Linked DNA regions of Mus musculus: region 1 is linked to region 2. Evidence: chromatin loops called from intact Hi-C (ENCODE). Cell type or tissue: left cerebral cortex. All regions are shown on one strand. Links, peaks and the distances in the headings refer to the core of each region. The heading gives the core; the rest is flanking DNA.

Region 1 (2,909 bases), core at 144-2,643, 770 kb before region 2:
GTAATAACTTCAACCACAACGTGGCGTCCAGTCCTCGTCTCCAGGTGGGGCTTGGGCACTAACTCTTTTAGTATCAAGTTCACAATGCCACGTGCATAAGTGACCTCCGTGGTGGGACAGCTCATGGCAGGATGGGGAGCTGTAACCTGGCAGTAAGCATCCCACAGCTGGGAGGGCTGAACTGGACAGCTCTGCTCCTTTGCAGTAGCCTCCTTTGCCTGAATATAGCTCTGCAGGTGACAACCACAGAGAGTCAGAACCCTCTGGGTAAGAGCATGGCTGTCCACTATGCTCATCCGCCTTCGAAGCTCCTGAACCAACCCTTTCATGGCTGCCTCCATCTCTGCCTCGAAGGCCGGCTCATGGCTCACAGAACGATACCAGGATAACACGAAGTCTCGGATAATCATCTGGATAGTGCGGTTAATCTCCTGTTCCAGCTGCCTTTCTGCCTCGGGACATGGAGGACAGGTGGTGATGGTAATGAATCGTTCCAGGTGCAATTGACCTGAAGCCCCTAGGATGGCAGTGGAGCCCAGCCATCCTCCCAGCGCTACCAGCGATGCACATAGAAGGATCAGAAGCCACATGTTGACCAGAAGGTGGATGACCAGTAGCCAGCCCACCAAGACCCCCACGATCATTAGCTTCCGGCTACTCCATAGATTGCTGTGGACATAACTGGACTCGGAGATAGTCCCCTGGGTAGGGGACACTGTTTGTGCCTTCATGGTTGAAAGGACAGGTATGTTTCCACAGATGACAGCCTCCGATTTTATTTTGGTGTCAGGAGTGGGAGCATGAACTGTCACCGAAGAGAACAAGTCCAGCTGCTACTGAGTGAACTCTGGACCTTCGATACTACTGGCACTGCAGAGCGACAGAAAAAGCTCTGCTTCTCCCGCTCGCTTCTGTCGACAGGGCCCATCAACTAGCCTGTTCCAGCCGAGATGAGGAAAACTTTGCCGGCCTCCATCATGGCCCAGGCGGAGAGTCTCTTCGCAGCCCCGCGCGGCCCACGGACACTTACGAACTCCGAAGCAGCAGCCGGCAGATCGGGTCACACGTCGCTGGGGGACCCGTGCTCAGACTGCGCCCCTGGGAACGAACTCTTGGGGGGGTGGGGATCCTTCCGACCGCCGCGGCCAGCAGCCACAACAAGCTCCGGCCGCCCAGGCCACTACACTCCGCAACTCCAAAGTGGACAGAGCAGCGGGCCGGCTAGCAGCCGGCGACAGCTTCCGGGTCGCGGCCTGCGGGAGCGGGGTACGCTGGGAGAGCGGCCTGGTGGATCGGAGCCACGGACGCCCCCTGGTGGTGAGGAGCGGTGGTGACGGTGGGCGTACACACCGCTCTGCTAAGCTGAGAACCCAGAGCCCGTGCTCACCTGGGCCAAAACGGATACTCGCCCAGGCTCTTTAAAGTGCTGTTTGTAAATATCTCTAGAGGTTTAGGGAAACTTTCCGTAATGAGCTTTGTTTTAATTCCCTTGGAGACGTACTGTTGGGAGCTAGATTGATGAGGGATTTTAAAAATTCTCCTTGCTTCTTCCAGAACGCCCCACCTCTACCCCCACTCCACCCCCCCCCCCGACCCCCCTCCCAACTCTACTCAATTCACAGTCCACCTCTTTTGTTTTCCGGAGTAGTCAAAGGTAAGTATTAAGATGTGGGGCAGGTTTCTAGAGAGTATTTCCTATGTTTAGTCACTGGCTTGAAGAGTGGGTCCTTGTAGCCCTTGAAGCTAATTGGGGGAATGAGTTTATTTGACGTAAATCAGCTTTCAGTAAAGCGAGTCCCTATAAGATATAGTGAATTGCAAAATCTTAAGTACGTTCTGGAATGATTTTAGTGAATCGCAATGGTTAAAGGGAACCCATTAAGAAGATAGCCTTCGTGCTGAATCTTGAAGACTTTTCTGCCTGTCGGCTTCCTTTTCTTCCCATGTGCATAGGCATGCAAGGCAGAGGAAGAGACGTCTTGTTTTTAGTTTACCCTCTAACACATTTGCCCCTGTCTGTGTTCTGCTTTGAACACATCTGCCAGTTGTCAACTCAAAAAGAGTGACCTACAAAGAAAGTCAGTATCTGAAAGTGGCACTGGCTATGTGTAGAAGCATTGATGTCTTCTTTGTGTGAAGCCTCCACCTTGGTCCTTCTGGACTCTGCAGTGTGGCTCTCCTTTCCATTTGGACACAGATGAATGCCATCGCTCTTTACCAGTCTGTCCTCTGCTGTAGCCTTGAAGGATTTAGGCAAATTCACCAAATAAAACAAAACAACCCAACAACAACAACAACAAAACAAAGCAACAAAAAGCAAAAACTAAAACAAAACAACCCCCAACCCGCAAAAAAAAAAAAAAAAAACCAAGCAAAATAAAACAACCCTGTACCAGAGAGATCTTACAGCTTCCTTTTCTGTCTCCACTGCTGGTGTCAAGGTAATAACTTTATTTGAATACAAAGGAAACCATCATCTACAATTGGATGTGGTTGACAACTAACAGCCTCAAAGGCCAACAATATAGTTTAGGATCAAAGTGTTTCTAGGCAGGCAAGGTGATCTCTGGAGTTACAAAGCACTAATTCATGTTGCCAGGGTGAACATCCTTTCACTGTATCCTCCTCCCAACTGAAAGGAATGTGAGACCTGCAGACTGCCTGTCTTGTCCTCCCAAACTATCCTGTTGTTCCGGGAACAGTTACCTGACAGTAATGCTCTAGAGAAGTAAATATCCCTGCTGCCCACGCAAGAGTCACAGCAGAGACTTAAATGGCGGAGAACTAATGGTACCACTTAGGACTTCGCTTCTGCAGCTCAGAGAAAAACCTCCCATGCATCATGAGACCGAAAGTGCAGGGTAGCAACGAACTGACCTTGTCAGTGGGCGTTGTGCCACCTGAGCAGA
Region 2 (2,909 bases), core at 185-2,684:
CCCCTTTGAAAGTCACATAAAGGTTGAAGGTTTGGTTCCCTAGGATAGCAGCAGATAGTCTGCTCAGGAATAAAGAGATCCATCTTCTTGACCCAACTCCAGGGTACTGAGCTAGCCTTGTCATCTGCATCATAGCAGTGGATAGCCCAGCACACTGGTGATTCTTTACTGTGCTATGCTCAGCTGTTGACCCTCTCTTTCCTCCTAAATGTATCGTGTGGATCTGAAGCAGACTGGGGCAAGGGAGGGCAGGTCTGAGTGTAGCTGCCACAGGGGTGTGAGTTCCTCTTCCCCATGAACACCTCAGAAGTATGGGAGGAAGACAGAAGGAACTGCAATGTGGGGGCCTTGCAGCAGAGCACAGACACTCGCATGCCTTCAGGATGCAGGCAGCCAAGCTGCTCCTCTAAAGGCAGCTACAGTTGCAGCATACCCAAGCTTACACAGCAAACACACTCCAAGCCACAGATGAGCCCAGTTCCACATGACTTGGAAAGCAGGGTGATACCCCAGCAGACGCGTGGCTGCCCAGGCAGCTGGTACTCCCTACAGTCCCCCTGATAGTCCCCATCATGTCACTGACTCTTGTCAAGGTCTGACTCAAGCTGCCTGATATCATTGTCTCTGACTACAATGACTTGATCAGCAAGGATAGGGCAGGGAATTGCGTCTCAAGGGCCATCAGGTGACAGAGAAGGCTGTATGAGAGTGCCTTGATCAGGTGAGTTTTGTAGAACTCTTGGTACATGCAGGGGGCCTAGTGGAAATTTCTAGAATGGAAACACTAAAGACTTTGCAGTGCTGGGCCACTTGGAGAACCTGTGGAACTAGGGCTACCCAGGGCTCCTGGGTGGGTGGGTGGGTGGGGCATATTCTTGGTCTGGTATTCAGCTATAAGATGGTGGTAGCCTCCTCCTCTCATCATAGCCTCCCTGAAAGGAGGCCCATCTGCCCAGCACCCCCTTGCATTTCTGTACACCTCAGGGAAATATTTTCTGAGAAGTGCTAATTATCCCCCCCCCCCCACCATGTCTGTCTTCACGCCTGTGAAGGTGAGTGACTTTCTTCCTGTCTCCTTATAGTAATCCTGGTCACCCACCTATCTGTGCAAATGGACAAAGCCTCTGATTATGAATGGCTCTGAATGCTGCTGCAATTGTGTTTGTTTCCTATAGGGAAATATAGCAATTGCTATTTGTTCTTGCTAGGTGGAACCCATGTGAGCATCCAGGAGCTCTTATAGTCACTGTTGGATCCCTGCCATCTCAGTTCTTCCTTGGAGGCAGGAGAGCAGAGCTGTTACATGAACACAGCTTTTTAAAAGTAAAACGCCAGAACGGGGACTTGACATCCCCAGTTATGGAAAAGGAGGTTCCTTTGAGGGCCCTTCCTTGTGCCCAGTCTGTTGGTGACAGACACTGATGGGTTGAAAAAGCATAGAGAAAAGGGGAGGGGAAAATAGCATCTTGGGAAGATAATTGACTTTGGAAAAATGCTATGTCTGAGATGGAAGAAGGAAAACAAGTGAAAATATGTTATTTTACAACCTTGGTCCTCCTGACCTCATTGAAAATAAATATACACACAGCAGGTACAGCTTAGTGGAGGTCTAGCATGGGGTACTGGCGCCCTCTTGTGGCCATAGGAAATAATGCTCTCTTTTTCCTCTTTCTTTCCCTCCTTCCCTCCCTCTTACTGTCCCTCCCTTCCTCCCTCCCTCCTTCCCTTTCTCACTCCTCTATCTCTTCCTCCATGAGTATTTGGTCTCTCTCTCTCTCTCTCTCTCTCTCTCTCTCTCTCTCTCTCTCTCTCTCTCTCTCTCTCTCTCTCTCTCTCTCTCTCTCTCTGTGTGTGTGTGTATACATGCCCATAGTTACCAATAAAGAAGGTACATTGCAGAGAGGCGTGTTTGGGCATCCCCTGAATTCAAACTAAAATGTTTTGAGAAATAACTGCAGTTTCTTGTTTTCTCAAGGCATTTTCATACCAGAAGAGGAGATGGTGGCACTGAAGATAGGAAACCCATTCTTAAAGATTAGTTTGCTGTGTGTGTGTGTGTGTGTGTGTGTGTGTGTGTGTGTGTGTGTGTGTACAGCCGTCGTGGTCTCAGCTTCACCATTTGTAAAATGATGAACTTGAACAGGGGAACAGGGTTACACCTCAGTTTCTTTTGGCCCATGACAGCCCCTGAGGAAAAGCCAGGCTCTAGGAAGCTGCCAAGCCATGACAATGACCTAGGAATGGAACTCCTTGCATTAGAATTGCAACAGCCTTTTGTTTCCATTCAATGGTGCAAAATAAGGTCCACGTTGAACCCACTTGGCAAGCCTAAGTTCCCTGCCTGCTTACCTGAAAAGCTCCATCTCTGAAACTCTCAGAAGGAGACACAAATCTTCCCTTTGAGAGGATGCTACCAGGGACCCCCACCCACCTCACTGAAGGATGGGTAGTCACAGAGCTTAGAGAGTGGGCATCACCCTGAGCTCTGGATTAGTTTTCAAAACACGGGCTAACTGTTCGTGGGATTTGATCTTTTATCTTCCCCTTTATTTGAAACTCAACCCAATACACTCACCAGTGAAATGAAAGCTCTCTGGTAAGCCAGGCACCCCACAAGGTGCCTCTTTCCTTCTCCATCTCTCCATATGTGGAGTCTTTTGTCTTTTTGGATGTTTAGCCTGTGTGCAGACCTCCGCCTTCACTGGTACTCCCACCTCTTGGGCCTCCACCTCCAGATCCATCTTTGTGTTTATTGTAGTGTGAGACCAAAGGATCTTTGCTGTGGAAACCCCTGGGATACAGCTGTTCAGCAAGACAGTGATTTCCCGCGGCTACACTGTTTTATTAAGTGTGTTAAACAGCCAAGCAGCTCATCTGTCAGCCACTGTTTGTCAACTGGTTATCTTGGC

Evidence for each region. Hi-C counts contacts between places; a loop is a spot of excess contacts. Peaks named below come from ENCODE experiments on the same cell type or tissue, not always from the same donor. Only the 100,000 strongest peaks of a DNase experiment are listed, where the experiment ranks them.
Region 1: a loop joins it to region 2, with 9 times the contacts of the local background. A loop is called at or near these places in 24 of 42 quality-filtered maps.

Annotation. Positions count from the first base shown.
Region 1 is chr9:30,425,390-30,428,298 of GRCm38, reverse strand. It overlaps Snx19 (sorting nexin 19), which reads right to left and starts at 970. Exons shown (of 11, transcript NM_028874.2): 1 at 1-970. The coding sequence starts at 731. It overlaps Gm30933 (predicted gene, 30933), which reads left to right and starts at 1,321. Exons shown (of 3, transcript NR_169179.1): 1 at 1,321-1,432. In left cerebral cortex, for the core only: a CTCF peak has its summit at 1,322 (motif pointing left); a DNase peak (open chromatin) is centred at 1,293; H3K4me3 peaks cover 1,309 bases; H3K27ac peaks cover 622 bases.
Region 2 is chr9:29,660,372-29,663,280 of GRCm38, reverse strand. It overlaps a transcript of Ntm not described here. Among named protein-coding and RNA genes, the nearest start is that of Gm15521, 29 kb to the right of the region's middle. In left cerebral cortex, for the core only: a CTCF peak has its summit at 1,630 (motif pointing left); DNase peaks (open chromatin) are centred at 1,326 and 1,626; H3K27ac peaks cover 372 bases.